Linked DNA regions of Mus musculus: all the other regions are linked to region 2. The links are chromatin loops, found by intact Hi-C in ENCODE. Cell type or tissue: left cerebral cortex. All regions are shown on one strand. Links, peaks and the distances in the headings refer to the core of each region. The heading gives the core; the rest is flanking DNA.

Evidence for each region. A loop is a pair of places that touch in the nucleus more often than their neighbours do. Peaks named below come from ENCODE experiments on the same cell type or tissue, not always from the same donor. Only the 100,000 strongest peaks of a DNase experiment are listed, where the experiment ranks them.
Region 1: it touches region 2 in a loop (2.2-fold over the local background); 2 of 42 quality-filtered maps call a loop at or near these places.
Region 3: it touches region 2 in a loop (2.1-fold over the local background); 6 of 42 quality-filtered maps call a loop at or near these places.
Region 4: a loop joins it to region 2, with 4 times the contacts of the local background. A loop is called at or near these places in 9 of 42 quality-filtered maps.

What each region holds. Positions count from the first base shown.
Region 1 is chr6:92,584,870-92,592,751 of GRCm38, forward strand. All of the region lies in intron 2 of Prickle2 (prickle planar cell polarity protein 2), which reads right to left. Among named protein-coding and RNA genes, the nearest start is that of Prickle2, 120 kb to the right of the region's middle. In left cerebral cortex, for the core only: no CTCF peak of the experiment used is centred there; DNase peaks (open chromatin) are centred at 4,289, 4,717 and 5,117; H3K27ac peaks cover 1,882 bases.
Region 2 is chr6:92,473,674-92,481,555 of GRCm38, forward strand. All of the region lies in intron 2 of Prickle2 (prickle planar cell polarity protein 2), which reads right to left. Among named protein-coding and RNA genes, the nearest start is that of Gm38862, 73 kb to the left of the region's middle. In left cerebral cortex, for the core only: CTCF peaks have their summits at 4,153 (motif pointing left) and 5,126 (motif pointing right); DNase peaks (open chromatin) are centred at 2,954, 4,168, 5,122 and 6,177; H3K4me3 peaks cover 2,368 bases; H3K27ac peaks cover 1,180 bases.
Region 3 is chr6:92,418,580-92,426,461 of GRCm38, forward strand. It overlaps Prickle2 (prickle planar cell polarity protein 2), which reads right to left. Exons shown (of 9, transcript NM_001081146.2): 4 at 7,001-7,114; 5 at 3,752-3,889; 6 at 1,564-1,767. It overlaps Gm38862 (a long non-coding RNA gene), which reads left to right. Exons shown (of 4, transcript XR_869273.2): 3 at 3,257-4,033; 4 at 4,163-6,107. Among named protein-coding and RNA genes, the nearest start is that of Gm38862, 18 kb to the left of the region's middle. In left cerebral cortex, for the core only: a CTCF peak has its summit at 3,896; DNase peaks (open chromatin) are centred at 3,925 and 4,195; H3K27ac peaks cover 1,254 bases.
Region 4 is chr6:92,530,920-92,538,801 of GRCm38, forward strand. The region is part of intron 2 of Prickle2 (prickle planar cell polarity protein 2); the gene reads right to left. Among named protein-coding and RNA genes, the nearest start is that of Gm38862, 130 kb to the left of the region's middle. In left cerebral cortex, for the core only: a CTCF peak has its summit at 3,797; DNase peaks (open chromatin) are centred at 1,598, 2,571, 2,945, 4,016 and 1 more place; H3K4me3 peaks cover 3,045 bases; H3K27ac peaks cover 2,447 bases.

The sequences.
Region 1 (7,882 bases), core at 1,834-6,833, 110 kb after region 2:
GGGACCCCATCTGGTTTGAATCTGTGTAGGCCCTATGCACATTGCCACAGTCTCTGTGATTTAATATATGCATTATTTCTGTTGTACCTGGAAGACACTGTTTCTGTGAAGTCATTCATCACCTCCAAGTCTTATGATCTTTCTGTCTCCTCCTCCACACAGATATGTGAGCCCTGAGGAAAAGGCTTTGATGAAGGCATCCCATTGAGAACTGAAAGTTTCAGAGTCTCTAATTCTCTACACACTGTCCAGTGTTTGTTTCTGTGTTATTCCCAATATACAACAACAAGAAGTTTCTCTGATGTGGATTGAGAAAGGCACTGATCTATGGGCATAGTGATGTGTCATTAAGGGTCATTTTATTTCTATGTTCCTTTAGCAGAATAATAGTAATAAGGGTTTCCTCCAGGCCCATGACCTATCTGATCTCAGAAGAACAAACAAAAGCAATCTTCAACTTCTTATGGAAAACACACACACACATACACACACACACACACACACACACACACACACACAGAGAGAGAGAGACAGAGACAGAGACAGAGACAGACAGACTCAGAATAGCTAAAACAATTATGAATAATAAAACTCTTAGAGGTATTGCTAACCTAGATTTCAAGTTGTATTACAGAGCTATCGTAATAAAAACAGTATGGTACTGACATATAAACAGACATTTGATTCAGACATAGTTCTATATACCAATGGATACTTAATTTTTGATGGAGAAGCCAAAATTATACACTGGAGAAAAAAACCAGCATCGTCAACAAAGAATGCTGATCAAACTGGATAGATGCATGTAGAAGAATGAAAATAGATCCATATCTACTACCCTGCACAAAACCCAACTTCCAATGGGACAAGGACTTCAACATAAGACCAACAGTGAGTTGGAGATAGGCTTGAACTCATTGGCTAGGAAAGGACTTTGTAAACAGGACACCAATAGCACAGGCACTAAGACCAATAATTAATAAACGAGACCTCATAAAACTGAACATCTTTATATTGCAAAGGGCAGCATCATTTGTGTAAGGCAGCAAGCTAGAGAATAGGAAAAGATCTTTTCCAATTATGCATCTGATAGTGGGTAATGCCTATGGCAGGAAGTAGAAGCAGGGGTGTTGTGGGAAGGAAAGGGACCAAGAGAGGGTAGGCAAGGAGGATGGGCGCAACACAGGGGATCAAGAAAAACAAGATAGTTATGGAAATACCATAATGAAACCAATTACTTTGTATGAAAATTAATTAATAAATCAACATACAAGATCTCTCAAATTACCAATAAAACTAATGATCCCATAGAGTAATGCACTAATATAAGCGTGCCACATAAACTGAAAATCATAGTACACAACATGAGTACATACACAAAATTTATTTCCTATTGTTAATTACAAAAGAGAAAACCAGGAATCCATGATGGAAGCACATGTGAGCACTGATGGTGCAAGAGACATGTGGATTCCCTGAGTGCAGCTGCACACTCCTGCCTCATGCATTACCCAGGCATATGCTTCATGAAATGAATGGTCAGAGTTGCTTACCGTCTCTTATGAATCAATTTTATTTGTGGAAGTGGGTTGATAAGGTCTTAATTAATGTAAGGTGAAAGGGTCTGCCGTACTACCTATGACCTTAGAAAGTCATGGTTCTATCACAAGGACTTAGTTGTCCAAACTTGTCACCAGTTTGGACAGCACTTGGAAATGTCATAAAATGTTTAGAGTTAGATTTTCTCCGGGTCTTAAACACCAAATATGCAGCTTTTGCCTTCACTGACAAAAAAACAAATACAAACAAGTTCCTCACCCCCACCTGTGTACATACATATGAGCAAGGCAGGAGCAGACAGTAAAGCAAACATGAGAGAATCTCATGGAAGGCTGCACTAGTAACTGTACTGTTGCTGTGATAAGACACTATGACCAAGGCAACTTAGAGAAAGAAGGGTATATTTGACGCATGGTTCCAGAAGGGTGAGTCCACAATGGAGGAAGTGAGGTCGCAGGCTGCTGGTGGCAGGAGCAGCAGCTGAGAACTGAGAACTAAGAGCTCACATCTCAAACCATAGCAAACAGAAAGCACAGAGATGTGGGGCTGACTGGACGCTTTGAAACCTCAAAGTCACACAAAGTAATGCACTTCCTCCAGCAAGGCCATACCTCCTAATCCTCCCCAAAGAATGTCAATACACTGAGACCATGCAATCAAATGCCCCAAAATATGGGCATCTCATTCAAACCATCGCAAATGTTGCCGGGGGGGGGGGGTATTTCTGGTGCCATTATCTCACTTAAATAATTTAGACATTTCTTTATAATTATAAAGTTGAGGGGCTATGGCTGTTTTAGCCAGGGTTTTTATTGCTGTGATGAAACACCATGACTGAAAAGCAAGTTGGGGAGGAAAGGGTTTGCTTGGCTTATCCTTCCAGATCTATACTCCATCACTGGAGGAAGTCTGGACAAGAACTCAAGCAGGGTTAGAACCTGGAGTCAGGAGCTGATGCAGAGGCCATGGAGAGTTGCAGTTTACTGGTTTGCTTCCCATGGTTGCTCAGTCTGCCTTCTTATAGAACCCAGGACCACCAGCCAAGGGATGGTACCACCCACACTGGGCTGGGCCCTCCCCCACTTATTATTAGTTTAGAAAATGCCTTTCAGTTGGATCCCATGGAGGCTCTTTCCTCCCTGATGACTCTAGTTTATGTCAACTTGACACACAAACTATCCAGTATAGTGGCTCAATTTGTAGAATGCTTCCTTAACATACTTAAAGTCTTGAGATTGATCCACAGCACAGTATAAACCAGGTATCCTGATGCATACAATCCCAGCACTTAGGAGGTAGAAGTGAAAGGATCAGAAGTTTGAGTTTGCCAGGCAGTGGTGGTGCACACCTTTAATCCCAGCACTTCAGAAGCATAGGCAGGTGGATTTCTGAGTTCAAGGCCAGCCTCGTCTATAGAGTGAGTTCCAGGACAGCCGGGGCTACACAGAGAAACCCTGTCTCAAAACAAAACAAAACAAAACAAAAAAACAACAAAACAAAAACAAAAACAAAACAAAACCAAACAAACAAAAAAGAAGTTTGCCTTTATCCATACCTATAGAAGGTGTTTGAGGCCAGCCTCAGCTGCATAAGATCCTGCTTCAAATTTTAAAATAGAGGGAAAATACTGGGGAGAACAAAGTACAGACGTACCTTTCTTTACATGGCACCCAAATCATTGGCTCTATTTCCACTCAGTAGCCCTTTGCTTCCTGTCTTAGTTACAGTTTTACTGCTGTGAACAGACACCATGACCAAGGCAACTCTTATAATGATAACATTTAATTGGGGCTGGCTTACAGGTTCAAAGGTTCAGTCCATTATGATCAAGGCAGGAGCATGGCAGCATCCAGACAGGCATGGCACAGGAGAAGCTGAGAGTTCTATATCTTCATCTGAAGGCCACTAGAAGACTGTCTTTCAGGCAGCTAGGAGACAGGTCTCAAAGCCCACCCCCCTCCCCCAAAGGGACACATCGCTCCAACAAGACCATATCTCCTAATAGTGCCACTCCCTGGGCCAAGCATATTCAAACCACCACACTTCCCCTTAGGCTTGAAGGATAGTTTTCTTAACTTAGAAGTTGTTGTAAATCAAAACCTTACAGAACTCCAAGTACAGAAGTCAAGAAGCATTTGTTATCAGAACACGTAAAGTCCATATACAACTCAGTAATAAAAGTAGCCTAATTTAAAAATTGACAAAGGTGTTTCTCCTTTGGAGAAACAATAATAGCCAACAAATATGTGAAAACCTTCGGTATGATTAGCCACCAGGGGAATATCAATCAAAACCACGAGCAATGCCACTTTTCATCAGTTGGAATATCTCTAATCAAAGGACAGAAGACAGCAAGAGCTGATGAAAATATGAGAAAATCAGACCCTTCCCATGGTGTTCAGGGAATGTGAAATGGTGCAGCTGCCTTGGAAAGCAGCTGGACAGTCCTGCAAAGTTACCAAAGGGTTGTCATAGCACCCACTGATTGCACCCCTAACCAAGTACTGTGGCAAGTGAAAACCACAGCCACAGGAAAGCTTGTAGGCCCATGTTCATGGTAGAGTTTATGCCAATGGCAAAAGGTGTTCCACCTATACTACATGCATACAGGAGGGAATGATTTAATTTCAGCCACACAAAGAAATGATGTGTTAATCTGTGAAGTCACATAGGGGAAACTGGACATACCGAGGGAAAGAAGCCAATCATGAGAGCTACAAGTTGTTCATGAACAACCTATGGAGACAGAAGTGAAGCGGCAGCCATGGGGCTTTAAGGGAAGAGAAAAGTGGGTAGCAGCAGCTGACAGGTGTGTAGTATCTCTGTAAGATGAGGGGATGTTCTCAAATTAGGCTTTGGGGTTTCACAACCTTGTAAATATGTTTAAAACATCGGACTTACACTGCATGGGTGGATTTTATGCTATGTGAATTAAAACTTAATAAAGACATCTTAAACACACAGAGAGAGAGAGAGAGAGAGAGAGAGAGAGAGAGAGAGAGAGAGAGAGAGAGAGAGAGAGAGAGAGAGAGAAAGAGAGAACGAACAATTTGCCTACCCCCAGCATCAGTCAGCATCAAGACACGTTGAGTTCCTTCCTCCCACACAGGGAACATAAGTGTAAGGTTCTGACTAATCAGCCAGTACCACGTTGTCTCTGGGCAATGATCACACTCACAGGAGCAGGCTGGAAGCTGCTCTCTGAGGAAGCTGGTTTCAGGAGCATCTGTTTCCCTAGAATTGGGAATTGTAAAATGAAGAGAGCATCCATATATTCAAAGGGACATACAATGCTTTGTGCACTGTAGAGGAGAAAGGGGGAAAGAAGCAAGGAAGTAAGGAGCAGAGGCATGTTGATGTTAGGTACTCCAGCTTGTCCAGCATCCTGTTATACTCTGAAAGCATCATAAATTTCTGATTCCCCCACCACAAATACTCATTCTCTGGGCTTCTGTCCAATTGGTTTGGGTAGGGCTGACCTCTGCTCTAACAGAGCAGGCTTTCAGCAAATTGCATTGCCTTCCTCAGTGGGTAAACCTTGTCTCAGTGTCTGAATAGTTTGCTAGGAGAAGGGCCTCCCCACAAAGAAGAGACAGTTCAACTGACGGGCCACCGGGCTAACTGTAGATTTAGACTTGCCAGCTTCCACAGCTGCATTAGTTGTTTTCTTAAAACACATCTCTTGACACAAACAGCTGTGGATCTACCCTCTTGGTAGTTTTCTGAGAGCCTTAATACACAGTGGGATGGTGATCCCAAAGTAACCACTGGCCTTTAGAGCTTCAGGTGGAAAAATACATGTGTTTGCATTCCTTCACTCAACCCTTCCGACTGCATGCCAGATCCTATGTGAATCCTATTTCCATTGGCTTAATCCACATCTAATTCACTCTTTCCAATAAGTGACTTGCCCAAAGATCAAAATGCTGGTAAGTGGGAATTGTTCCTATCCTTCCCCCAAAAGTACAAATGGCCCACCTTCTGGAAGACAATGGCTGGGAATGGTCTACCTTTCTAAGTGTGAAGGCAGTAGATTTAGAGTTAGTCACCTGAAGACTCTGTCTTAAGCAGGATTTCTATTCCTGCAGAACACATCATGACCAAGAAGCAAGTTGGGGAGGAATGGGTTTATTCAGCTTACACTTCCATACTGCTGTTCATCACCAAAGGAAGTCAGGACTGGGACTCAAGCAGGTCAGAAAGCAGGAGCTGGTGCAGAGGCCATGGAGGGATGTTACTTACTGGCTTGCTCAGCTTGCTTTCTTACGGAACCCAGGAATACCAGTTCAGGGATGGCACCACCCACAATGGACTGGGCCCTCCCATCCTTGATCACTAATTGAGAAAATGCCTTATACCTGGATCTCATGGAGGCATGTTCTCTCTGTGATAACTCCAGCTTGTGTCAAGTTGACACACAAAATCAGCCAGTATAGACTCACAAGTCGCCACCTTTCCTTTCACAGTACTGCTTCCAATTCCATAGTTTAGATACCTACTGGGAGGTGGTGCCTGCCATTGCATCATGGGTTCACATTCATTTCATCACCTGCAGAACAAAGTCTCAGCTCAGTGCTCAAAAGCTGGCCTAGCTGATGGTTCGCTCCCCTCTAAATTACTTCTCAACTGATCTTCAACCAGGCCTCTGTTGGGCAGTTCAGACCTAAGCTATTGGCCACAACACCCCTTGGAGAGCTAAACAGAGCCCTCAGGAGATTGCTTGGGCAGAAAAGCAGCCACTACTGTCCTTCCTTTTTAGGGCAGTAGGAGCTGTCCTCATGTCTATCATTCAAATTTCACCTTTATCACATGTGTCACGTTGGGACTCATGATAGGGCATGATGTTCTGCTATGATAACTCTAATCTGAAAACCTTTGCAAAGTTCTCTTCTCTGATTAAAGACCCATGTTCCAGGAGGAATCCCTTCAGCATTAAGGACTGAATCCCAGCCAAGGAAAAGAGACCAAAGGGTAGCACCTTGTCCAGACAGTGTCCCATGCTTGCCAATTGCTGTTCTAAGGATTGAGACTGGGAGGTTTTGTGTAAATTTTAGTGGACACTTGACTGTATATACTTTGGGATCACAGCATAACATATGTGGTGTGTATAAGGATATCATATATCCTCAATACTTATTGATTGTATCCAGAACACTCAAATTCCAATTTGCTGTGGCCAAACATGTAGTTCTAGTGAGCTATTGAGCATTTGTCTGCATAGCAAGAAACCCACAGATTTCCTTCATTGCCTTCCTTTACCTTGTTCCTCCACGGAGAAGCTCTAACCTCCAATTTCTTTCTACATTCAAGACAGTATATAAGCATCAATCATCCGTCCTTTCTTTTCCTGTAGTTTGAAACTCTCATGCATATACATGTCCCACATTTGCATGCCTTTTCTTGTGTTCATCTATTTTCAGTTTATTCTAGACTCAACTTGTCAGACCTTAAACGAACAGTGAGAGTCTGTTGCCTCCCCCAGATCAACAGATCACCTTGAAGATCACAAATTGATCATAGGTTTAACTCGCTTCTTGTTTTATGATAATATTCCACCTGAACAAGTTTTCTAGAGTGACTAAACGTGAAAATCGCTTCTACTAATTTTAAGTAGAAAATTAATGCATTTAAATGTTATTCAGTTTTACTTGATACCACCTTAAACATTACCACGTTGGCATTCTTTCCTTTAAGAGACCTGTTAGGGGTTGGGAAGACAATTCAGTGGTTTAGTGCTTGCTGTGTGAGCAGGCAGACTTTCGTTTTGATCACCTATGTAAAAGCTAGACTCAGCAGCGCACATTTATAACCCTGGTGCTGGGAGTAAGGGTGGGGTTGGAATGGGTATAGATACACCCTGAAGACTCACTGTCAGCCATGTCAACCAAAGTGTCAAGCTTCAGGGTCAGCGAGACACTGTCTCAAAAAAAGTCAGATGAGACATGATGAAGAAATCACCAAATGTCAAGTTCTGTACTTCACATGCACACACATATGCACTCTGTGCACACACACACACACCCATATCATAGACACACATAAATAAGCAAATAAATAAATACATCAATAAATAAATAACCTGTTAGCACTAGCTTGGACTTTCCTTTCCAGTTTGCCAAAGATCTAAAATATATTAATGTGTTTATTGTGTACTTTAATTTTTTTGCAGAATTTTATAACAGCTAAAACCATCTTCCTCTCCACCTAAAACATTCTCAATATCATATGAAATCCTTCACAAACGACTAACATAAATGCTCCACATGTTGAGAACACAGATGAACAGGAAAACTCTAAAATTTAATACCCGAGTTTGTTTCTT
Region 2 (7,882 bases), core at 1,299-6,298:
AATTGAGGGGTCCATAGAGAACATTTATTTTCTTCTTTTTTATTAGATATTTTCTTTATTTACATTTCAAATGCTATCCCAAAAGTTCCCTGTACCTCCCCACGCCCTGCTCCCCTACCTACCCACTCCCATTTCTTAGCCCTGGCGTTCCTCTGTACTGGAGCATATAAAGTTTGCAAGACCAAAGGGCCTCTCTTCCCAGTGATGGCCGACTAGGCCATCTTCTGCTACCTATGCAGCTAGAGACACGAGCTCTGGGGGTACTGGTTAGTTCATATTGTTGTTCCACCTATAGGGTTGCAGACCCCTTCAGCAGCTTGGGTACTTTCTCTAGCTCCTCCACTGGGGGCTCTGTGTTCCATCCAATAGATGACTATGAGCATCCACTTCTGTATTTGCCAGGCACTGGCATAACCTCACATGAGTCAGCTATATCAGGGTCCTTTCAGCAAAATCTTGCTGGCATATGCAATAGTGTCTGAGTTTGGTGGCTGATTATGGGATGGATCCCCGGGTGGGGTAGTCTGGATGGTCCATCCTTTCGTCTTAGCTCCAAACTTTGTCTCTGTAACTCCTTCCATAGGTATTTTGTTCCCTAGTCTAAGGAGAAATTAAGTATCCACATGTTGGTCTTCCTTCTTCTTGATTTTCTTGTGTTTTGCAAATTGTATCTTGGGTATTCTAAGTTTCTGGGCTAATATCCACTTATCAGTGAGTGCATATCAAGTGACTTCTTTTGTGATTGGGTTACCTCACTCAGGATGATATCCTCCAGATACTTTGCCCAAGAATTTCATAAATTCATTGTTTTTAATAGCTGAGTAGTACTCCATTGTGTAAACGTACCACATTTTCTGTTATCTATTCCTCAGAGAACATTTAAAAGGAAAGAAATAGCTACCAGTCATGGAACCACATAGGTAGAAGGAAGCCTTTTAGAAAGGTGAACACAGCTCAGTGCTGGGACTATGGTTTTGCTGGATTGACGCCTCGTCTTTATTCTTCAGTGCTTATGAAACCTAGAGAAAGTTCCTTAGCCTCTGGGAATCTTGTTTGTCCAATTGTTTAGCATACCTTTCCCTCACTTTCTCTGACTTCCCCTCATTTTTAGGATAACAAGTCTCAAGACTGCTCTGTTCTGAGCACAAAATATATTCAATGGGGAGGATTCGGTTCTTCCAGTGAAGGAGGAAGAACAGATCTAAAACATTGTTCAAAGTTGCAAACCAAGATTGAAAACAAATTTATATTTCTAAAGAACCCAAATTCAGCTAACCAGAATGCTGACTACTCCTATGAGCCATCTCAGACAACCAAGTCAACATATATGTTCATCATAAGTTAACCAGATACATGAGAGCTGTATGAATCAGGTAAATTATGTGAATCATAATTCATGTTGAGTAGCAAGTAGTAGGTCCTCATGTCATGATAGCTATTACTGTTTATATAATGTTTCATGAATCGATATCACCAAGGACTCATAATTGATAAAGAGGCCCAGAAAAGAGTTGGGAAAATGGCATGCTGCCTAGGTGAAATGGAATGCTAAGAATCTTTGTCTTAGCTATTCTTAATCATGAGTTAGACTGGGCAATATTTATAAAGTTTGATTTTAAGGAGGAAAATTGAGGAGGAGGCCAATGAAGTTCCCAGTTCAAGAGGAGAGGCAAGTAAAGCCAGGCATGTGTCATCTGTGACAGCTGGGTGATGGCCTGCTAAAGGTCCAACAGAGAGTTCAGCTCTCACCACATCCTAAAACAGAAAGGGCTCCACTAGTGCCTGCACTGCTTACATACCAGTGTGGGAAAGAAGGGAAGGAATAGAAATCTCTGCTACACCCTTAATATACGTGCCACTACTCCGCCAGCGGGCACATCTTGCAGATGGCTTGCTATTTGTAGCTTGTAGGGTTTATAGCCACACTCCAGAGCAGACCCCTTTCTTAGGAGTAGTTGGCCAATACAAATCAGACTTCATAGCTTGCTTTTTCTTTCTTTCTTTCTTTCTTTTTTGAGAGAGAGAGAGAGAATATTAAATGGCTAGGGAACTACAGGAGAATCTAGGAGGAGCTGAAGGAAAGGAAAGATTATGATGAAAATATATTGCATGAAATTCTCAAAAAAGAAGTTAAACATAAAAAAATAAAAGAGAAAAACGATAACTGTCTAATATGCCTTCGTGCTATAGATTCCCACTATGACTCGAAGCAAGTGTGACTCTAATGACATGTTCCCAAATAGCTCACCCCTCTCTTTGCTCATGTCCACTGCCAACCAACAGCATCTTATGTTCTATGCTTCCTTACAGAGTTACTTTTCATCTTCCGATTTGGCCTTCGTATTTGTTTTTCTCATCCAAATAATTTTTATTTTTGAAATATTTTTAAATTAAAATATAAACATATCATTACCTTCCCCCAATCCCTCCCCGGCTCCCTCTCAAATTCATGGTCTCTTTTTCTTAATTATTATAGGTATGTGTGTATGTGTGTGCATGCATAAATATATAAATACAATCTGATAAGCCATTTGGTGTTACCTGTATGTGTGTGTGTGTGTATGTATGTATGTGTGTGTGTATGTGTGTGTGTGTGTGTATATATATATATATATATATATATATATATATATATATATAATTTCAGGGTAGCCCACTTGGCATTGGGTAACCAATTAGGGGGCACCCCCCTGAGAACACCAAATTTCCCTCTCATCAGCTGCCTGTATACTTTGCCTTGGGGTGGGGCCAGGTCGATTCCTCCCCTGCACTTTAGCATGTCCTTTGGTGCTATTTGTGTTATCCTGGTAGCCATGTTGTTGAGGCTCTGTGAGTGTCAGCTCTCCTATTTGAAAGGAAGTGTTGAGCCAACTTGATTCTCACAGACTTCAGGACTAAACTTGTGCTGGAAGCTTACCCTGTCTTCTACCACACAAAGATAGACTCAGAGCATTCTTGCCAACAAAGTCCTTCAAAAGGCGGATGGTGCTTTAGTGCAAAATATGTGCTAGGCCAGTGAAAGGAGTCAAGATCTCAGAAGGCTTCCCTCTGGTTTCGATGCACAGATGAGAAGAGAATCTTCTTTCCTATCCCTCCCCACTTTTTCTTCCCACCCTTTTCCTTTGCAGTTGCCTTTGGTTTTATATCCCTTTGGCATTGGTGCTAGTGATGAAACTAGGGCCTCATGAGTTCTGGACAAGAATGCTACCCCTGAGCCATATCCCTGCTCTAGTAGTCTGGCTCCTTCTTTCCTCTGAAATAACAAAACAAGCAAATGCTTGATTTCCAGACTCTAATTAATCAAGCACTTAAATAATTCACCAAGAGAACAGAAAACTCAGCCTCCAAACCCAAGTGACCAAGATTCTAATAAAGATGGTTTACTTTGCTTGATTCAACATATAAGTGTGTACACACTCACACTCACTCTCACACATACACACAAGCATGCACACACACATGTAAGTGGGAGATTAGGGTGTTAAAACCAAAATATTGTGGGGTTTTGTTGTTGTTGCTTTCGTTTTATAAAACAGGGTTTCTCTGTCCTAGAACTCCATTTGTAGACCACACTGGCCTTGAACTCACAGATATCTGTCTGCCTCTACCTCCCCAGTGTTGGGATTAACAGTGTGTGCTATCACTGGCTTAAAAGTTGTATTTGAAAGTTGGGACAAGAACAAAGGATCAAGAGCTTGATCAATCAAAATCAAGCAAACAAAAAAACAGATTTTTGCCAGAGTTCTTATATAAGCCATTTCTTGGGCTATAGTTCATAGGCCCATCAGTTTATTGAGTAACAACATCACAGAGAGACTCAGGGAAGAAAGATATCAGTGGCCACCACACACAAAAGAAAGCCATTGTCTAAATGCCATTCAGAATCCTATCTGAGACAGAGCATTCGACTCTGCGTACTTGATGACAGCAGTAAACAGAGAGCACAGGCTTAGAGGATGTCAGAATGAAGAGTCTGGCCTCAAGACAGAAAAGTGAGTGGGTAAGAAAGAGCCTCTCTCACTCCTGGGGCACTTGGGTTTAGAAACCAGAGGTTGTCACTCTCTGTGTCACCTCTGCTAAGCTGTTTTCCCTCTTAGCAGTTCAGTATTTTAGATGAACAAGTCTTAAATCTACTGCCCCCTACTGTTCACTGTTTGAGATTGAATGAGAACTAATAAAGTCATGGTCACCAGGAGGAGATCAAGGCCAATATCCAGGACAGGGCAGAGGCTACAGTCACAGCATCTCAACATTTGGAGGGATTTATTTCCAGGGTTCCTATGACAAAAGCCAAATTTCACAGAGATGTCAAGCGATTCTCCCAAGATCACATACGCTTTCAGAAGGCAATGGAGGCAGGCTACTATCAAAGCATTATACATTATACTAATATTACGTCCCAGGACAAGTATACTTTTTTTCATGTTTATACTAAAGATCACATCAACCAGGAGGTACAAACTGTCAGTTCTGAGTTTCGGGAAAACGGATGATATAGCAGACATCTCTCTGGATCTGTTGATTCCTACCCTACTCCACCACCATGTTTTTGTGATGACAGGGACCAACCAAATACCTGCTAGGCAAGTGCTCTGTCACTGACCAAATCACTAGCTCTAATTTTTTTTTAAGTATCAATTTTTTTATTAGATTTTTTAAATTTGCATTTCAAACGTTATCCCCTTTCCTAGTTTCCCCTCCGAAAACCTCTTCCCCCTCCCCCTGTTCCCCAACCCACCCACTACCATTCCTGGTCCTGGCATTCTCCTATACTGGGCACTAGCTCTAATTTAATAATTGTCTTATAAAAGCTGACATTGGGGTTATATTTCTGGAAGGAAGAAAAGGAAGAAGAAAGGGAAGAAGAAAGAGACAGGCTCTGAGAGGGCAGGGAGAAACAGGCCAACTATGTGTGGCTGCATCAAAACACTGGGAAAGAGGTATCAGGGCAATGGATGAATGGAGACACACACACACACACACACACACACACACACACACACACACACTGGGGGGGGGGGGGGAAGGAGAGGCCTAAACAGGCAAGCAGACCTATTATTTTCTGTTTTCCCATAGCTCAGAGGCAGAAACCACCCAGATGGTGGCACCAGTTCCACCCTGGAACTTCTGAGGAGTCATTCTGCAGGTGAAACACAGATCAGAGGCCCAGCCTGGGCAGAGAAGAGACCAAGCATCAGTGCAGGAAAGAAAGAAGGTAGAAGACCTGCCTTTCACTGGCACAGCCGGAGAAGATCAGAGACCCTAAAGGGTCTTGGTTCTAATGCAGACCCCATAGGTCCCTCAGAGTGACCCATCCAGCTTCCCAGACAGGGGACCTTTTTGAGGGGGCCTAGTCCAACTAGCACTGGCTGATTTTCCTTAAACCATCTTTTAGGTGCACACAGCACAGCAGTCCTAGTTGATATACTTCATTATATCAGCTCCATCAGGAGGAATGGAAGAGCTTGGCTTCAGCAGTGACTAGGACCACATCTTTTCTGCAGCCTTACCTCACAAGAGTAAACACCTTTTCAGTGGTTTGATTTGTTTTCGGCAACAGTCGTTATGATAATCATGCCAGTGAAGGAACAATACTAACAGCTAGCATTTGCTGGGCACTTACAGTGTGGCTGACACAGATCTGGGGGCTTTTTATGTGTCACCTCACTAAAGCCTACCCACAGATCTCATGCCTCTTCTCCTTATTTCACAGAAATGGGTACTCCAAGAGATACCCAAGTCTCTCAAGCTCTCAGGGTCCAAGCCCTGCATAAGCATCATCTCATATTCTATTTCCTGAGTTCTTTTCCCTCCCCTTCCACTTCTATAGAGCATTGTCTTTCCTGTATTGTTAACTCTCCCCATTACACCCCAACCCACACACATTGCATGGGGGGGGGAATCTTTACAAAAATAACTGTACTGTTCAAATGCTCTCTTTTGCTGATTGCTCTGTAACATTTTAAAGAACACAATGTCTGTTGGAGCCAGTGTGTTTAAATTCTCACATTAGAAAAGTCCCGGGGGGAACGAGCATTTGGTGAAAGGAAAAAACCCCAATTTTCAGAACGTGGTGATTTTTATTGAAGTTGTAACTTACTCTTGAGCTCCACCTTGCTCATCTGTGGAAATCATCAGCTGTCTCCTAAGGGGCAGGATAAGAGCAGCCAATGTGGCCTCTAGCAAGAAAACAAGGCTGTTTCCTATATGGAAGCCTGACTGAGATAGGTTAAAACTGCCTTCAGGAAGACATAGAAAGCAAAGCAAAGTACACTGCAGGCCTCTGATATGTGGTACTCGCGTCCCTATATTCAAGGCATACTAAAGCCCTCCCTTACCCACGATTCCACACATGGTCACAGTGGAAGTAGACCTCTATCATTGGGGGGAGCAATCTATAAGTCTAGGTAATTCTCCACCCACTCTGGAGGATGTTGACACACCTGGCACATATGTTTCTAGTCCTATACATCTGGCATATGTATTTCGAGATCACAGCACAGTACCAGACCACACAGTAAACAACAGGGAGATTAAAAATCAGAACTTTATCCCCAAACCTCCATGGCAGATCAAGAGTGCTATGGTTGGTCCTGGGGAAATCAAAAGCTAGTGAGAGGAACTAACTGTGAAGACAGGCTAGTAAGGAACAAACACAGTCATGTGCTACAGCAGGTTATGCAGTCAAGATTCGGGAGCTCCGTCACCGTTTTGGAGCCAAAAGCACTAGCTAAAATTAAACCTCAATAATTTGAGAGCCTTTTTTTTTTTTCTTTTTGAATCTGGAAGAGTTAGTGAAGTGTGTGTCCCTCAGCATCTCTGATGTTTCAGATATGTGCTGAAATGGGCGCAACGGTACATGAGTCAATGCTACCAATATTTGCTTTTCAACACCCCCTCCCACTGTTGTTGCTATTAAGAAAGGGTCACTGTTAGAGAAATACTGTTTCTTAAGCACTAAGATTTGAGGATGCCTATTGTATATCTGCGCCATATCACTTTGCATTTGAACTTTCTAGTAAGCAAAGGAAAGACAGAAGTGCCAAACCACCAAAGCCACCTCCTGGCCTTAGAGATAATAGCTTCCTCAGTCCAGAGACTACTAAACACATTCCTGCTTGCTTTGGGAATTAACAAAATTTCTTACCCACCTCGTAGAGGATGAGCCGTGAAGCTTTAGAGGAAGCCGCCACCGAGTCTTGATCTGGTCAGTTGCCCCAGTTCACTTTCCCCCTGGAGCTGGTATCAGAAAATGCAAGCAGGACTCCAGGCAGCCCAAACATCTCCTTTACTGAGTCTCTGCAAATCTGAGCCCTTCCGGAGGCAGGCAGCAGGCTCAAACCCAAACCCGACTGCTTTTGCATTCCCTCCGAGAGACCGCCCTCCCTGGAAGTGGACCCAGCTGGAGATCCACACAAGCCGGAGAGTGCGACTTGTGCCCTTGTTCTAGGCCTGCCTGGGTCCTGGAATTGTGTTCTCAAGAACCGTCTCCTCTAAACTCGCCGACTTCACGATTATCTGAAGGAAGTCACAGACCCCAATCTCTGCGTCATCAGCTGATCCTGAGCCAGACCTGGGAGACCAGTCAGCTGCTCACAAAGCCCGGGCCACTGAACCAGGAAATGTGCAGCTCATCCAAAAAATAATAATAACTGTCACGGAGCGCCTGGCAGAGCTGGAGAAGTCGCTGTTCGCAGTTCCAATGCCTGCATCCTCCGCATGCTAATGAGGCTGTGATGTCAGCAAGTCAGTCACAGCATCTGGACGTCCCAGTCTGGCCGCCCAGGGTTGAGATTTATTTACATGTAAATTAGCCTCGCCTACCAAATCAATAATCCCTAAACCAAAGTGTGTGTGTGTGTGTGTGTGTGTGGGGGGGTAC
Region 3 (7,882 bases), core at 1,166-6,165, 55 kb before region 2:
AATGAAGAGCTAATATTTGCTATAACATAAATTAACTATCAAAACACTGTGCTAGGTGGTAGCAGCCGGATACGAAAGGAAACATTACATAATACTATTCATTTGAGATGTCTAGCATTCTTGAATCCAGAGACAGGGACAAAGCTGGGAAAAAGGGTTAAGAGGAAGAGAATGGTATCTAGTGGATATAGGTTACTGACTTTTTGGTTGCTGAACACGATTCAGGATCAGGAAGTAGAGATACTTGTTCAGCTTCATGAATGTGCACTTGTGTGTCTGAGCCCGAAGGCGAAAAGACTGCCTCAAGTTCCCAGAGTTTGGCTCATATCCAGTTTTCTAGCAAGGGCTGGAGAGTTGAGCACTTCAACCTTACCATCAGAATCTACATAAGTAAAGGCTCGCCAAATCTCTAGAAAAGTGGACCCCCTCAGGCAGTTCGTAAGAGACAAATATCCTTGTCCTGGTGGATCTGACAGACACAGAGAATGCTGCTTCCAGATCTCGATTTATAAGCTCAGCCCGAAGCACAGAGCTACTCTGTGAATTGGAGTCCCCTGTCTAAGACTTTCCTCTAAATGGTTCCTATAAGGGGTCAGGTTTAGAACACTCTTCTTTCTATTCCCAGCTTCTACAGTGAAGGCAAGCTTTCTGCTCTGGTGTGCCATGGTTACTTGCTACTTGGGTATGCTTCTAGTAGGGAAAAATTGCCAAGCAGGAGCCTTGTATGCCATTCTGATTTCTTAGGACAAGGCTTTCAAAGACCTGTAGTGGCAGGGGTGGAAGGATCCAGATAGGTATCCATTGACTTCTAAAGCTTTTGTGGGAGAAAACCCAAATACTACCACCCACTTTATTCTCCTCTCTAGACAGTTTTTTTTCCTAGAGAATCTTCTAGAAGTGGATCTCTATTTCAAATGTGGACTTTCCAGATTTTTAGCTGAAATCTAAAGTTATTCAAAGACTTCTGCATGCATGCATGCATGCATGCATGCATGTATGTATGTACGTATTGTGTATATGTCTATATGTTTAATTATAAGAGATCTTGTACCAGTTACATGCCATTTGAAAATTTCAGTGGCTGTACCATGTGTCCTCCCCTTACTCTATTCCTACACAGGAGTCTCTGAATCCATCATGATGAGTATGGTCAGCCAGATCCACTGTGACTGGGGCATGGGTGATGTTTCTTTCTGAAAAGGGTAACATAAGTGAGTAGAGTCACCTATGGCTGCCTCCCTGTGTAGGAAGTTAAAGGTCATGAGCATACATATGCAGCATAGGGATGGTGGGGAGGGGTGAAGACACTGGGGATGATCTATGGGAGATGTAAACGTGTGTGTGTACGTGCGTGTGTGTGTGTATGTGTGTGTGTGTGTGTGTGTGTGTGTGTGTGTGAGAGAGAGAGAGAGAGAGAGAGAGAGATAGAGAGAGAGAGAGACACAGAGAGAGACAGAGACACAGAGAGAGACAGAGGCAGAGATGACACTGAAGGTGTCACCCCTATCTTCCAGGAATATGCAGGAACAGTTAAAATATTCACACGTGGGCAGGGGCTCTAACCTCATCACAGGCTGCACAGCGTGGCTTCAGGCACTCTGCATGGTGCCTGCCACAGTAGATCTTCCCATCTTGGTAAAAGTAGATGAGGTCAACCAGAAGCTCATTGCAGACGGTGCATACGAAGCAGGGTGGATGCCAGCAGATGCCATGGCCAGCACGTGATGCAAACACAGCGATGTCGCCGCCCTTAATCTGCCCTCCGCACTGTGAGGGAAACAAACCGCAGCAGCATCAGCGGGAGCTCTCACAATAGTGAAAGAATGATCCAACTATTACCAACGGCTAGCTACTAGGGAGTTATATGGACACTAGTTAGTCCCTTGCTTTACATACCTGGTAGGGCAGATTCCTCTTGTTCTTTCCAGGAGCCCCTACCCCAGGGCCTAAGTAAGACAACTTGAGTAACAGAGAGTGAGAAACTTAAGGTGTGAGAGATGGATGCTCAGGATGGTAGTGTACAAGGGGATCAGCAGACATCAAGCCAACTTACAGAGCATGAAGCAGCTATTACATATCTCTTACATATCCCAAAGCACGTGCTGAGACACAGCCAAGTTAACATCATTAGGAGAGGCTACGGAGAGGGGGCTTGGCTGGGGCGAGGGCCTGCATTGCTGAATGAGAGGGGACTGGGTACATAAACCCATTTACTCTTAAATAGCTTCTTCCTTTCAGGCATGCTTTTTAGCTCTCTTCTAGCATCTCTTCATATAATCTTGATTGAACAGCTCTACTCTTCAAGACCAGAGTATACAAAGCAGAAATGACAGATGACTCATGCTTACAGCTAGGGTTAGAATACAGTTATGTTCTGAGGGTCTTGGAGGAGAAGGAGGAGGAGTGGGCTTATAAAGATGCTCTCTGTTCATCATGGTATTGGTCATGAGGTCATGGCACGTGTCTAGCAGGATGGCTCACGTAGATGGATGGGCTCTACAGACAATGACTGGGGACTAAAAATGGTGCCTCCAAGCACTTCTCCCAGTGCAGATCTTGTATGATTTAGTATGATCCATAGAATGAGGGCACAGACTTGAGGAATGGTTTCTAGTAAGTTGTGTATGTGATACTACAACACAGAAGGCAACAACCCTCTCTTCCATGATTATGAAAGAACGACTAAAGTATCCACACACATAATCATATATAGTCTCAAGGACTCATTTCAAGGATAATGACCCATTGCCCCCTCACTGGTCAAGCAGTTTTGTGATTCATGACCAGATTTGTTCAGTTATTTCCTGTGAAATCTCAAAATGGAGTTCTAAAGACTACCCTACTCCTCTCAGATAGTCTCCAGCTTTCTCTCAACAAGCAGCGAGACTCTCACCCAGAGCTTGAGTTAGAAGATGCTGCACAGAAACTGGGAAGATTGAGAGAAGGGTAGGCAATGGTGGGCTTCCCTGGAAAGCAGGAATGGGAGGGAGGAGGGGTGAGGTTAGCCGCCTAGGCCCGTGACATGCCTTTCCTCTACCACACCCTAAGCTTGCTACAGCAGAGTAGGCAAAAGGTACATCTAGATCCTTCAACTCAGTGATGTCTTAAAGAGATGGCATGGGGTTTCTTAGACCCTCAAACTCAGACTAAGGTTAGGTGCCACCTCTCATATGGTCCCTTTAAAGGTCATCCATGCTGGGATGGTCCTGAATGAGAAACTGACTCATGGTCCAGATAACTAACTCTATTTTCAAAGGATGAAGCCATCACTCTGTGTGGTCCTTCCAATTGTTTATATGGCTCTCCATGAACTCTGCCTCGATCTGCCACGCCTGCCCTTTATGCCTCTGGATCCAGCCACAGGCCAGCTCACTGTTTCTTGTGCACAGGAGTTATCCTCCTGCCTTAAGGCAAGGTCTGCATGCTTCTTCCTCTGTACATCTCTGCATGCCTTTGCTCAAGAAACCACCTTCTCAGTGTGGTCTTTTTTGACCGTCTTGCTCACGGCTGCAGCCACCCTGCCTTCCTAGCCCTTCCTGCCCCCTTCCCTGCTGCAGTTTTCCTATTTTACTGATTTGGTTTTTGTCTGATGTCTTCCCCTGGTGCATACCTCTTTCATGAGGAAAACTAAGCTTTCATGTCTTATGCTCACTGCTGTATCTTCAAGGCCTAAAAGCAGGCTGAGCAGATAACAGGCATTTGATGCAGTCACTGTAGAATGAACCTCTTCCCTGTCCCGGTCCATCCTCACCTGTTCACAAATAGCTCCTGTCATGGTGACGGGGAAAGGCCTGACATTGCCTCGGCCCAGGTTCTCACGTTTCCTCTGGTTGCTGAACAGCTTCAGTTCCCTCTTCTCTTCCTCGTCCAGGGAGTTGCAATACCGAACCTGAACACATAGAGGGCGACAGCACAGAGGAGGCGTCATTGCTCCAGGGAAGTACTGGCATCCCCACCCAGGGCTCACAGAGACTCTGCTACTTGGTTTGATACTTGCTGAACGTTACCAAGTCCGCGCTTGGAGCTAACCAAGGTGAGCCAGCACCAAGAAGGGTGATAAGCAAATGGGCTTTCTAAAGGCTGTGAACTCTGGAGTTCATGCTTCAGGCAGGCTAGGTGTTTGAGAACTGCTCCTCACCCTTCACACTCTTCCCACATGCAGATCTAAGTCACCAAGAGTGGCTCAGAGACGACAACTTCTGGGAACATTCTACTTTCCAAGCTGTAAGGAGCAGAAGGTTTCCTGTGTCTACGGGAACGGCCCCCACAAAGAGGAATGGCTGCAACCTGGCTGTAGGCATGCACACATATATCATCTGGCCTCCGTCTCCCTTTGGGATGCAAGAATAGGTGGACTTTCGCCTGGATTTCTACTAGTGTGACAAATATGAGAGAGATTTCTTTCTTCTTTTTAAACCACAGAGTGTCAAAGAATTAAGGGAGGGTCAGTGAGGGTATACGTATCCAGAATCTGTCATTCTGTGCCACTGTTTATGCCCTTTGGTGATTGTGTCATAATCCTGAGCTATTGTTTATTGATGCTACTTTTAACTATGACTCACTTTTAGATGCATTTATTTAAAAGGAAGGTAGATTGCAGCTACACACAGGAAAATCAGTCACCCACAAAGATGGGTGACTCTGAGCCACTCTAAAAGCATAGAACAAAACCAGTTTCCCCCAGGTGACCACTGCATCTTCAGCAGATGTTAAAACTGATGTGCTTGCTTAAAATGGGAGAACAGAATGGGCTGCAGGGGCACTAGGATGCCTGCTAGGACCAGGCCGAGCGCTTCTCCTTATCCGATTATGGCAACACAAAGAGGAAATGTGATTTAAAAGGAAATAAAACTTTCATTACAGATTCAATGTCATATACTGCCATGTTCAACTCCTACCCCAAGTCATGCTTATACCTTCCTTTGGGATATGTGATCCTAAAGCTCTTCATGGTTTCTTCTGGAGTAATCTATATATTAGAAATGTTGGCTGAATTGCGCAGATAATCTTTCATAAAGACAATGACAGGAAGAGCTTTCGATGAGAGGACTGTTGTGTGCTAATCTGAAAGTCAGAACAGCTATGTCTGTTCAAATCGTGTTGTCTACATGAAAAGAGAACCATTAAGTCTTTGCTTCAGAGTCGATCTCTGTCTTCAGAAGCGGCCATGCCACCATGCCAAATGAATCAATCCTGTCTACTGGCTTTCATCGATCACATTGTACCAACATGGAGTCGTGATCCAAGTGATGTCTATTTAATGAAAGTACTTTTAAGTATAAACAGAATGAACCACTACAAGCATGGGACAGATCATTGTCTTCTCTCAAGTGATAGTTAAAAAAAAAAGTCTTCAGAGGAATGTTCCAGAAACCTAACAGCCCAGAAAACATGGTTTCACCAATGACATTTTATGGGCTTGCTTTAAAAACAGGCACACCCCTCCTGCTTGTAAAAACTTGCATTTTCACCTCCAGATTAGTTAACTGGGCATCCGGTTACAATGTTTGCTTTCATCTTTAAAGGAGCCAACTTTTGTGTATGTTTTATGAACTATGAAATAAGCAGCAGGAGAGAGAGAGAGATGCAGCTTTCTAGGGAGTCGCCTGAGTTTTTGAGATGTTGTCTCACTTATTCAGATTCATATATTTATTTCTGCAGTGAGGAGGATTAAGCCCAGGGCTTTGCACATGCTAGGCAAGGGCTGTGCTATGATCTACAGTCTCAGTTCCTCAGTAGTAGCGGCTCAGACTGTCTCTTTTGGGGCCAGCAAGATGGCTCAGTGGGTGGAGGTGCTTGCTGCGAAGCATAATGTTCTGAACCTGAGTTTGATCCTTCCACATGGTGGAAGGAGAGAGCCAATTCCCACAGATTGTTCTCTGACCTTCACATACATGCTGTATTATGTGTGTTTTACACACACACACACACCATAAAAATACAAAAACAAATTACTCCCTTTTATGTAAAAATGTCACCTGGGACTCAGGCCATGTATGTGATGAGTTGGTAGAAACTGGTATCCAGATCTCTACAGGGGTAATTTTTTTCTTTCAGTTTAAAATTAATTATACTTTTGTTTTAAATATAGAGCTAACTAGTGCAAATCTGTAAGATTCTTGATTCTTGAAACCAGATACCTACAAATTAATTTCTAGCTTAGAAGCCTGACTTCCTCCCACACAATCTTTTAAAAGCTTGCTTACAGACTTCTTCCTGAGGATCAATGTCATTTCAATAATAAGTGACGCTGGCCAGGCACGGTAGGTTGTCTGTAGCCAGCTCTCAGAGAGGGGAGATCTGAGAGGTCACTGAGCTGCTGACAGCATTCTGAGTTATCCTGAGAAAAGTGAAAGCCAGCCTCAAAAAAAAAAAAATCAAACTAATCAAACTCAAATAAATACATGCCTGCTTACAGAGCTGTGTTTCTGGGACTAGAAAAAGGGAATGCCCATAATACTTCCAAGACAAAGATGGGTGACTCTAACAAGGTTGACTTTGCCTTGATAAAAATCCTAGTGAGAGCTGCCATTCTAGACCTGTTACTTCAGCTGCCCTTGACATGGAGAGCCTGCTCATTCGCCTCTTAGGAAACAATCCTGAGAATCTGAGAGACTCACAGTGTTTCTTCTGGGCATGAAGTGGTCCTTAGTCATCTTCCCAACTCCCACAAGCGGCTGGCAGGACACAGTCAAGTCAGAGAGCACTGGCCTGGGCTCTCAAATGTTAGTGCTTCCTGTTTCCTGAACTAGTCAGTCGTGCCAGGCTTGGAGTCTAACCCAGTCCAGGATGAGACTGGTTTTGGGGAGGGGGGTAGGAGGTGGGGTGAGGAGCGGTCCCCAGAAATATCTACCAGTTTCTTTAGATTCTAAGGAAGCCTAAATTTAATATCAATAGCCGGAAGTTTTTTGGCAGCAATCTTACTGATCACAATGATTAGGAAGAGGGACAATTCACAGAAGGTCCTGGAAACCAACAAAAGCCCCTCCGAGCACCTTACCTCATTGTCATGGGGCGGCAGCTGGTGCAGTAGCTGCTTGATTCGCAACTTCTCTCCAGCACTGTTGACATAGGGGACTTTCTCTTCTGGGAGGCAGCTATAATACTGGTGCACCTGAGGGACAGAACACACAGAGTGCTTGCCCATTATTCACCCCACGTGCCACCACCCCTCACCACCCTGAGGAAGGCTCACAGTGGAACGCCAGCTGCTTCCGTTGCTCCTACCACCCCTCAAGACAGTCAACTGCTGTCTCTCCTACCACACACACAGAAGAGCATCCTAAAAGACAGAGCCAAGTGAATTGCCCCTCACTTGGGGCTATCCCTCTCTGGAGAGGGAAAAGAAAATCAAAGAAATTCCTTGTCAAAGGAGAATTCACAAATGCACAGGTGAAGCCAGAGGGCAAGGCTTTCCCAGCCGACTCCCCGTGTTGCTTTACCATTTTCTGCGCTGCTGTCCCGAGGGAGGCACCTCTCTAGCCAAGGGATGTGTCAGCGCCTGCCTAAATACTGCTCTCAGACCTTTCTCTGGCACTCGGCAGGTTCCTGGGTGTCTCAGCCTCCACCTACGTCAAAAGCCCTCCAGGTCTGAGCTGTTTTTCAATGTAGGCAGCTCTGAAATGAGAGACTCAATGCCGGGTTGCAGAACACAGAACTGAACAGCAACAGCACAAGGACCTTTGGTCTCCTAAATGCTGCTCATTAGAATAGATACATCCCTGCAGCTTCTGATGTCTGCTCATTCTTAAACACTGGAGAAAGTACCAAGCATCCAGTTTTGCCTAAGAAAAGAAGGCAGATATTCTACTGAGGCCATGCACCCCTAGGATGTAGAAGGAGAAACAGAACAGGCTCAGCTTAATAATTTTCTCCCAGCAGC
Region 4 (7,882 bases), core at 1,303-6,302, 57 kb after region 2:
AAATCTTTTTTTTTTTTAAGTAAAGGGAATAAGCTTTCAGGGTTATGATGAGCAGTGTCGTGTTTACCCTTGGATGGACTGGCAATCCCACCTGGGAAGGTGCTCCGTCAACAGGCTGAGCTGGTGAGAGGCACATCGATTCACACACACACACAGATCTTCCCTCTTAAGGTCAAATGTAAAGTACTTCTCCAAGGCCTTCAGTCTCAGCTCACAGAATCATTCATGACTTTTGCCTGACACTGCTGTATCTGTCCCTTCTACTGCCCTGTGCCTTTCAAGATCAAAGTCTTCTTTGCCTGTCCCACAGCAGGATATAAAACAGCGGTTCTCAACCCTCCTAATGCTATGAGCCCTTAATATAGCTCCTCATGTTGTGACCACAACCATAAAATTATTTCATTGCTACTTCATAACTGTAATTTTTCTACTGTTATGAATCATAATATAAATTTCTGATGACGCTTTGGGGGCTGTGGCCCACAGGTTGAGAACAGTTGTTATAAAAGAACACAAAAAAGCCAAAATCTTGCGTTTTAACCAAATATTAAATATCTTAGAAAAATTCTACCCACATTTTAAAACAGAAAAATATATCAAAGAAACCCTTTACATTACATTGAAATATGAGCTTCCACAAAGTATCATCATATTTAACTAGGATTGCCAGTCTGTGATTTAGAAGCAAAATTCACTGTTCCCTCTGCTTCTGCCCACTGACATAAGAACACCACGCTGTGTTTATGATCTCCCAGTGTGTCTCATTTTATGACAGAGATAGGAAGGGCTTAATGTGCCTGGGTATTTTTCAAGAATGATTAAGAGAGATATCTTGGGGAATACAGAAACTCTGAGATTTGTTTTTCCAAATTAAAAAGCACAGATCTCTGCACATATAACCACACAGCCCTGAGCTGTACTTCTCAGGTATACCTGCGGGGGGTGGGGGGGTGTCTTTGAATTGCCAGTTCTTCTCATGGTTGATGCCCTTCTGGGTAAACCCAACACAGAAGCACTTCGCTGCTTTGCAAACAGTCATACAAAGACCATAAACAACACCACCGAGTTGCTGAGTACCGGTCAAGCCTTTGCACGGTTCTCATTCCTGAAGATGCCTGTGTCCCCGTGGATAGCAAACACTGTATAAAGGAAATATGGGTAAAGGAAGCAAAGAGTCCTTCCTGCTGAAGATGGTGAGAGGAGGCCAGTGGGAAACAGACTCGATATTATGGCTTCAGCAATAAATTCTCCCTTACAAAGACCAGGCAGGAGCCATACAAGACAGCAAGGCATGGCATCCTATCACTTGAGAGGCTGGGGGTTAGGGATCTTGAGTTCAAAGTCAGCTTGAGCCAATAGGGGAGGCTATGGATGGGGGAGGACTCAGGAAGAAAGTGTGAGAGGTGATATGTATTTCAGTTTCTTAAATGAAAGTAAAATTCCCAAAATTAACAATAAAGAAAATAAAATAAAAGGCTCATTGATGGAGAAGCTGAAAAGACTTCGTGAGGCTAAAGAGATCAACAAAGAAAGACTGCCTAGTAACACGGCTTGCTTGTATTACACGCAGAGCTGCGTACCATCTGAGGCTGACTCGGGAAAATGCTCAAGTCTCCTGGCAATTTCCTGCAGACAGGATGTCCATCGTCTCCAGATACACACACACACACACACACACACACACACACACACCAAAAACCACATAAACCAAACCCACACCACACACACACCACAAAAATCACACAAACTAAACCCACACAGCACACACACACACACACACCACAAAAAAACACATAAACCAAACCCACACCACACACACACACACACCACAAAATCACACAAACTAAACCCACACACCGCACACACACACAGACACACACACTCAATCACACACACATACACACACACACACACACACACACCACAAAAACCACACAAACCACACCCACACACCACACACCCACATACACACAGAGCCTTCATCAAATGATTTACACTCTAAAAATCTATCTGCCTTCAGAACAAGAGGTTTTTTTCCTCTTGAAAAGCAGCCATGATTTGTTATTCTAACATAGTGTTCCTTCCTTCAAACAGAAATAAGTCACTTAGGGAGGCCATCCTGATTTCTGCTCTGCATTTCTTGAAACTTTTGTCCAGTTAACAGTTTCCCCTGGCAGCTCCTGAGACATCCGTTGAGAGCTGGGAAGTCGCCGACTAAGAGCACAGGCTTGTTTTTATATCCCAGAACCTCTTTCTAGGCCCTGTAGGAAGATGTTTTATGGTGGGATGAGCAGAATTAGCTACACATAAATTCTTTACTACTCAGGTCAGTGACACCTTTATCTGAATTGCTTAGTGGTTGGGATGGTTTGCCAATTGATTTGAAAGAAGAGAGGCACAGATCCTCCCCAAGTGGATTTTTTTTTCTGTCTCTACAGACTGGGCCATGTCTATCTCTCTAATTACTCGACTAGCTGCCCAGATAAAAGCACGTGTGTGCTCAGAGCAGGGAACCCAAAGTATACAAATGATTCATGCCACCTAAACAATTTCGAATACAAGCCAGCCTACCAAAAGAAGGCTGCTGAAGCCAAAAATAATTTAATATGGGAGGAAATGGAATTTGGCAATCCATGCATCAGACGTTACTCCAATTTTGGAAGGCACGTCTTCCAGCTGCTTCCTCTTTAAAAAAGGAAAATAACATAAATAAACTCTGACCCTTTGTATTACCTTTGGACATATTGCTCAGGTACAAACAAGAGAACAGATCGGAGGTGAGGAGCTGCCTGAACGCATCTTTTAAATCTAATCTACCCAGAGAACCTCCATCTCTCACCATTAACTTGGCTTCATTTTTCCAGGGTGCAGTTGCCCAAGCCCTGGAGGCTGGAAGCACTGCAGGCTTTATTATTCCCTGACTCTGAGTCAGCTAACAGGGTGTATGAGATGCTCTGGGCAAACAGGACTGAGCTCCCCATTTCTGCACACACACACACACACACACACACACACACACACACACACCACTTGTAGACAGCTAGGAAGGGTAGGAGGAGGGGGCCGGCCCCTTCTACCTGGATTCAGAGAGAATACATGTACAAATCTACAGTTGATTAATGCTGTACAGCCACACCAAGGTGCCAGGAGAAGAATTTTTAAGGTCCTAGCAATACTTTCACTTTTAGGGACTGTAAGCCCCAGGCATAAAGGTATGTGGAAAGGCATAAATAATACTGTAAAGGTGATTTAAGAATGTGCCTGCCTGTTTAAAGGAGCAAGTTGTAAGTCGTTAGCAGTACATACATTTGAAAGTATTTAAAAGAAAGGGAATTATGAGCAAATAAAATACTATTTAAAAATTAAATACCAAATTAAGCCCCCTTCCCCCAACACACACCAAGTCCTAAAGTAATGGTAACTCTTTCTGGGGATCTTATTAGTCTCAGTGTTGGTTAACAGAGTGACTGTAGGAATGGTGGTGGAAGCGCAGTGGTCCCCAGGGTCCCCTGGGCAGAGTACAACACTCAGCTTTTGGGTGGAGGACACTTCTCCTCTCCCCTCCCCTCTACTCTTTCGCCAAGTCACTTTCTTATTGCTAGGTTCCTTCTTGTCCAGGGGAAGACCCTGGGGCTAGAGCCTCTGCTCATGCATCCTGTCTTTATTATTCCCCTATGCCGGAGAGGATCCACTTACCAGGCTGTCTTGCTTGATCCGCTGGCTGGTCACCACTTCGTCTCCACCCCTGGGAAACTGCAGATAGGCAGAAGAACCACTAGGGACCAGCGACAGGGGCAGAGGCTAAGGGTCCCCAGGGGATGTTGGCCGCCAAGGGTGCAGAGCCTGAGAGGGCTCTGCAGGGACTGCTGGTGAGAGTGAGGACATTCCCGGGACAGCAGCTGCTCAGGGAGCAGCCCTGGATTCTGAAAATTTCCAGCTCCTGGGAGAGAAGGTCTCCAGACTGCTTCTGGGCAGCTTAAAGGGACTCTGCCCCACCTCCTACAGACGCTCATTGGTGAAACTTCCCAGCTGCGGGCCAATCATAAGCCTGTTCCCAAATTGAGATTTAAATCGAAGGGAACTACTGCTTTAAAATTAGAAAGAACCTATGAGCACTCAAACACCGTAGTGAAGCAGGACAGAGGCATCAAGGGCCCAAGCGTGCTTAGGTAGCAGAAGAGGCCAGCTGGCTGGCAGAGCAAGTGAGAAGGAAAGAGGACAGAAATACTGGACCAAGTTCCCCACTCCTCCTGACTACTACAATGTACAACGTACATGCCTTTCCTTTGGGGAAGGAAGCAGTGTGCTCCCAAGTATCTGCTCAGTCTGCTTACTAGTTCTCTATACAATTTCACTTTTTTTCGTGGCATTGCACCAAGGATGAAAGCTTTACATCCATCAACCAGATGCTTCACTCTTTCCCTGTAACACGGTGAGCTACACGTCCTGAGGACATCAGTGGGTGCACGGAGAGATGACTCAAACCCCAGGAGCTGCCTTGACTACAGGGCTTAACTAGAGAATCTAAGAGAGGAGATTAGGTCTGAACACTGGTTTTACTTCCGAGAAAATGGACCCTTGTAAGATAAAAGGAAATAAGGATCGATTGCTGGCAGGACAGCCGTGCTAGGTCATAGGATGATCAATGAAAGATAAAGTCCTTGACCACGAGGAACTCACAGTAGAGTAGAATGATGCGGAATGGGGTGGAAAACAGAGAGATAAATAAGGAATCATATTAAAAGATGCTCAAGGCAAGGCATCTTATATAGGGATAGGTGGATTTGCTATAAAATGAAAGTAACTGAAAACCATTATTCCACAAGGGACCTTGGTACACAAATCATGCTATAACCATATAATGGGATGCTATATAGCTATGAGAAAAAAAGAAGCAGAGCTAAAACCAATAATGTTAAGTGAACTTCAAATGAACTGTGTTTTATATATATGCATATATACACAAACATATATATATATGTATATATACATATTTCAGAGAGTGAAATGAATAGTTGTTGGCATAAACAAACCTTCAAGTTTTATGCATGTAGATGCATATTATATATGCACGAAATGATTCTGGAAATATGCTTAAGAAAATGGCAAAATTTCTAACAAAGTGTTTCAAAGGCTGAACAGATTCCAGATGGAAAGAAGATTAATATTTTAACACACACTCCTATGTTAAATGCCATGAAAGACAGCTAGAAAAATCTAACTTTTCAACTACCTAGACATGTTACAGGTATACCCAGCCTTTTGACATTGCGACAGAACATGGCCACCTACAAAAGTCATGCTCAAGAACCTTGCCATCAAATGACAGAGAAAGTCCTCCCCACCCAAATTCTCATCTCTTGGATATGTTTATTTATGACTTTGGGTTAGTTCAATCATAGTTTTCCTGGGGTACATGCAGCCCCTGGGCCATGGGTCAGATGTTCCTGTCAATTAGATAGCAAAAGTTCTTTTAGATTCTCAGCTAATTTATAATAAGAACAGGGAAGCACTCGTGTGGTGAATTAACCTTGAAGAAGCATCCCAACATGATGTGAGGTAGATGGAGGATGACTGTCTGCTGGGATGAGGTTTGTCTTGGCTCACTGGGAACTGTGATGATCAATACCATCAACTTTACAGCATCTGGAACTGATTAGGAGACTAGAAGACCATCTTCTGGGCATATCTGTGAAGGGCTATCTTGATTATGTTAGAATTTGTCCTTGTCTTTGAGGGAGCTGCTTGATTAGGTTAACAGTGGTGAGAAGACAAGTGGGTCTATCCCTGGGCATAGATGCTAGACTACGTTAGGAGGAGAAAGCTGGCTGAACATCAGTATTCACCAGTCCCTGCTTTCTGAGTGAAGAAGTGATGTGACCTGCTTCTGACCCCATTCCAGGCCCTTTCCACCATCATGGACTGGATCCTCAAACTATAAAGCCAAAACAAACCCTTTCCCCTAAAGTTGCTTTTTTCAGAGTACCTTATCATAGAAACAGGCAAAGCAACTAAGACAGGCCTGGATTTTAATGACCATGCAGGAAATCGACAAGGTCTTCCAGGAAGGCTCACTTAAGGGCTTCACCTGCAATGAAGACTATTAACCAGGCGAGTGAAATCCCTGTCTCCATATGGGTTCTTGGTGACAGGATAAATTTTACTCCAAAAATTAGGAGCCTGGGGCCCAGGGCATTTAGGAATTTGGAGTGTGAAAACTGAAAAGGCTGAATCAGGGATTTTTGAAGGAAAACTAACATCAGATCTAGTTTTGTTCATGAAATGCCAAGAAAACCCCACACAGCAAATTTTTAAAAGTGCCTTTAGGGATCTAACTCTCAAATCCGTGCTATGTGCAGATAAGGGAAGCATTGGTTCCTACTGAAAAACCCCATAACATCCAGAGAACTAACAAAGCCACGTGTCAGCTCAGAGTATCAGAGACTCAAGAATCAGAGGTCATGAAGCAACATGAAAAAGATGAAAAGAAACTGGGGGAAAGAAAGCACTGAAGATGAATAGCTCCAAGGATTTTTATAAAAGGCATTTATAAAACTCACAAATCATCACAGTTCAGGAAGCAGGATGTATCTCAAACAAGATAAATAAACAAAGAAAACATTCACATGTATTAATCATTCAAGTAACTATAGTACATTAATAAAAAAGAAGTAGGGAAAAGTGAGACTGTTTCATAAGGAAGTGTCAGAGGTGAGTGAAGGGGCTCAATGGTTGGGAGATGGGCAATGGCTGCTCTTCCATATGTGGAGCTGGAAGACATTTCCCTGCTCTTCCATCTGCAAAAAAATGAAAATGAGCACCAAGTGACAGCAGGTGCCAGATACCAGGACATAGTGGCAGAGGTATTCTAGGTAAGATGAATATATTCAGCTACTAAATAAAAACAGCAAAAGGATACAGAGAACAGAGGGCCATGAAACCAGAGCTCCCTACCATTGGAAATAAAAGATATGCAGAGGAAGGTCATCTTGCAAGCCTTACAAGAAAAGGCAGCTTAGTGAAGGCTCCTTAAAGAAAGTACCAAGCTGGTATCTCTAGGGAACACTTCATTGTTAGTCCTGGCTTGGGACCCCAGTATGGGCATTTACTATCTTCTGAGTTTTGCTGAGTCACATGACATACTCTCTACGCTCCACTTACCTTAAAATGGAATCCTTAGCACTACTCTTCGAGGTTGTTTGAAATTTAGGAGAACATATACAAAGCACTGAGCAGAGTATCTAGCCTGTACAATCTTCTTTTATTAAATGGACACCTAATATTATTATTGTTATTACATAAACCCCACTGACTGGGTAGGAAAGTAAATGTTCTCTGTTTGCAAAGATCTATGTATTTTTTCTAACTGCTCTAGAGGACAGAGGCTTCAGTCTATTTTCACAAAACTACTCCGAGAATTGGAAAATACTTAACAACTAGCAATCTTCTAAAAGCGAGGTTATCGTGGCATCAACGCCCAGAGTCCTTCCCTTTAAAGAACCATAAACTAACCCTCAAAGTAAGGGGCAAGGTCTGCATATGTTTGATTTCAAGGAAGTGATTTTCTGCTCTGCCTAAAGCTGAGAACATAACATAACTCTATGGCATTAAATCTTCTAATTTCCAACTACTGATCACAGCAGCATCGTTCAGAATCAAGACAGGAAAGGATTTGATGCATCCTCCACAGCACTGCCCTGGGAAGTTCCTGAGTGTCGAGGACAAAGCGTAGAAAGGAAGCTCAAGCGCAGCCAACAGTGCTGTGTTGCCTGTCGGGTAAGATCATAAAGCTCTCTGGCCAGTCTGGAGGAATGGACTGAACTAATAATGTTGATGACAGTCAAAGTAGAAAGTTGTGTGCCTGCTCTTTGCAAGATGCACC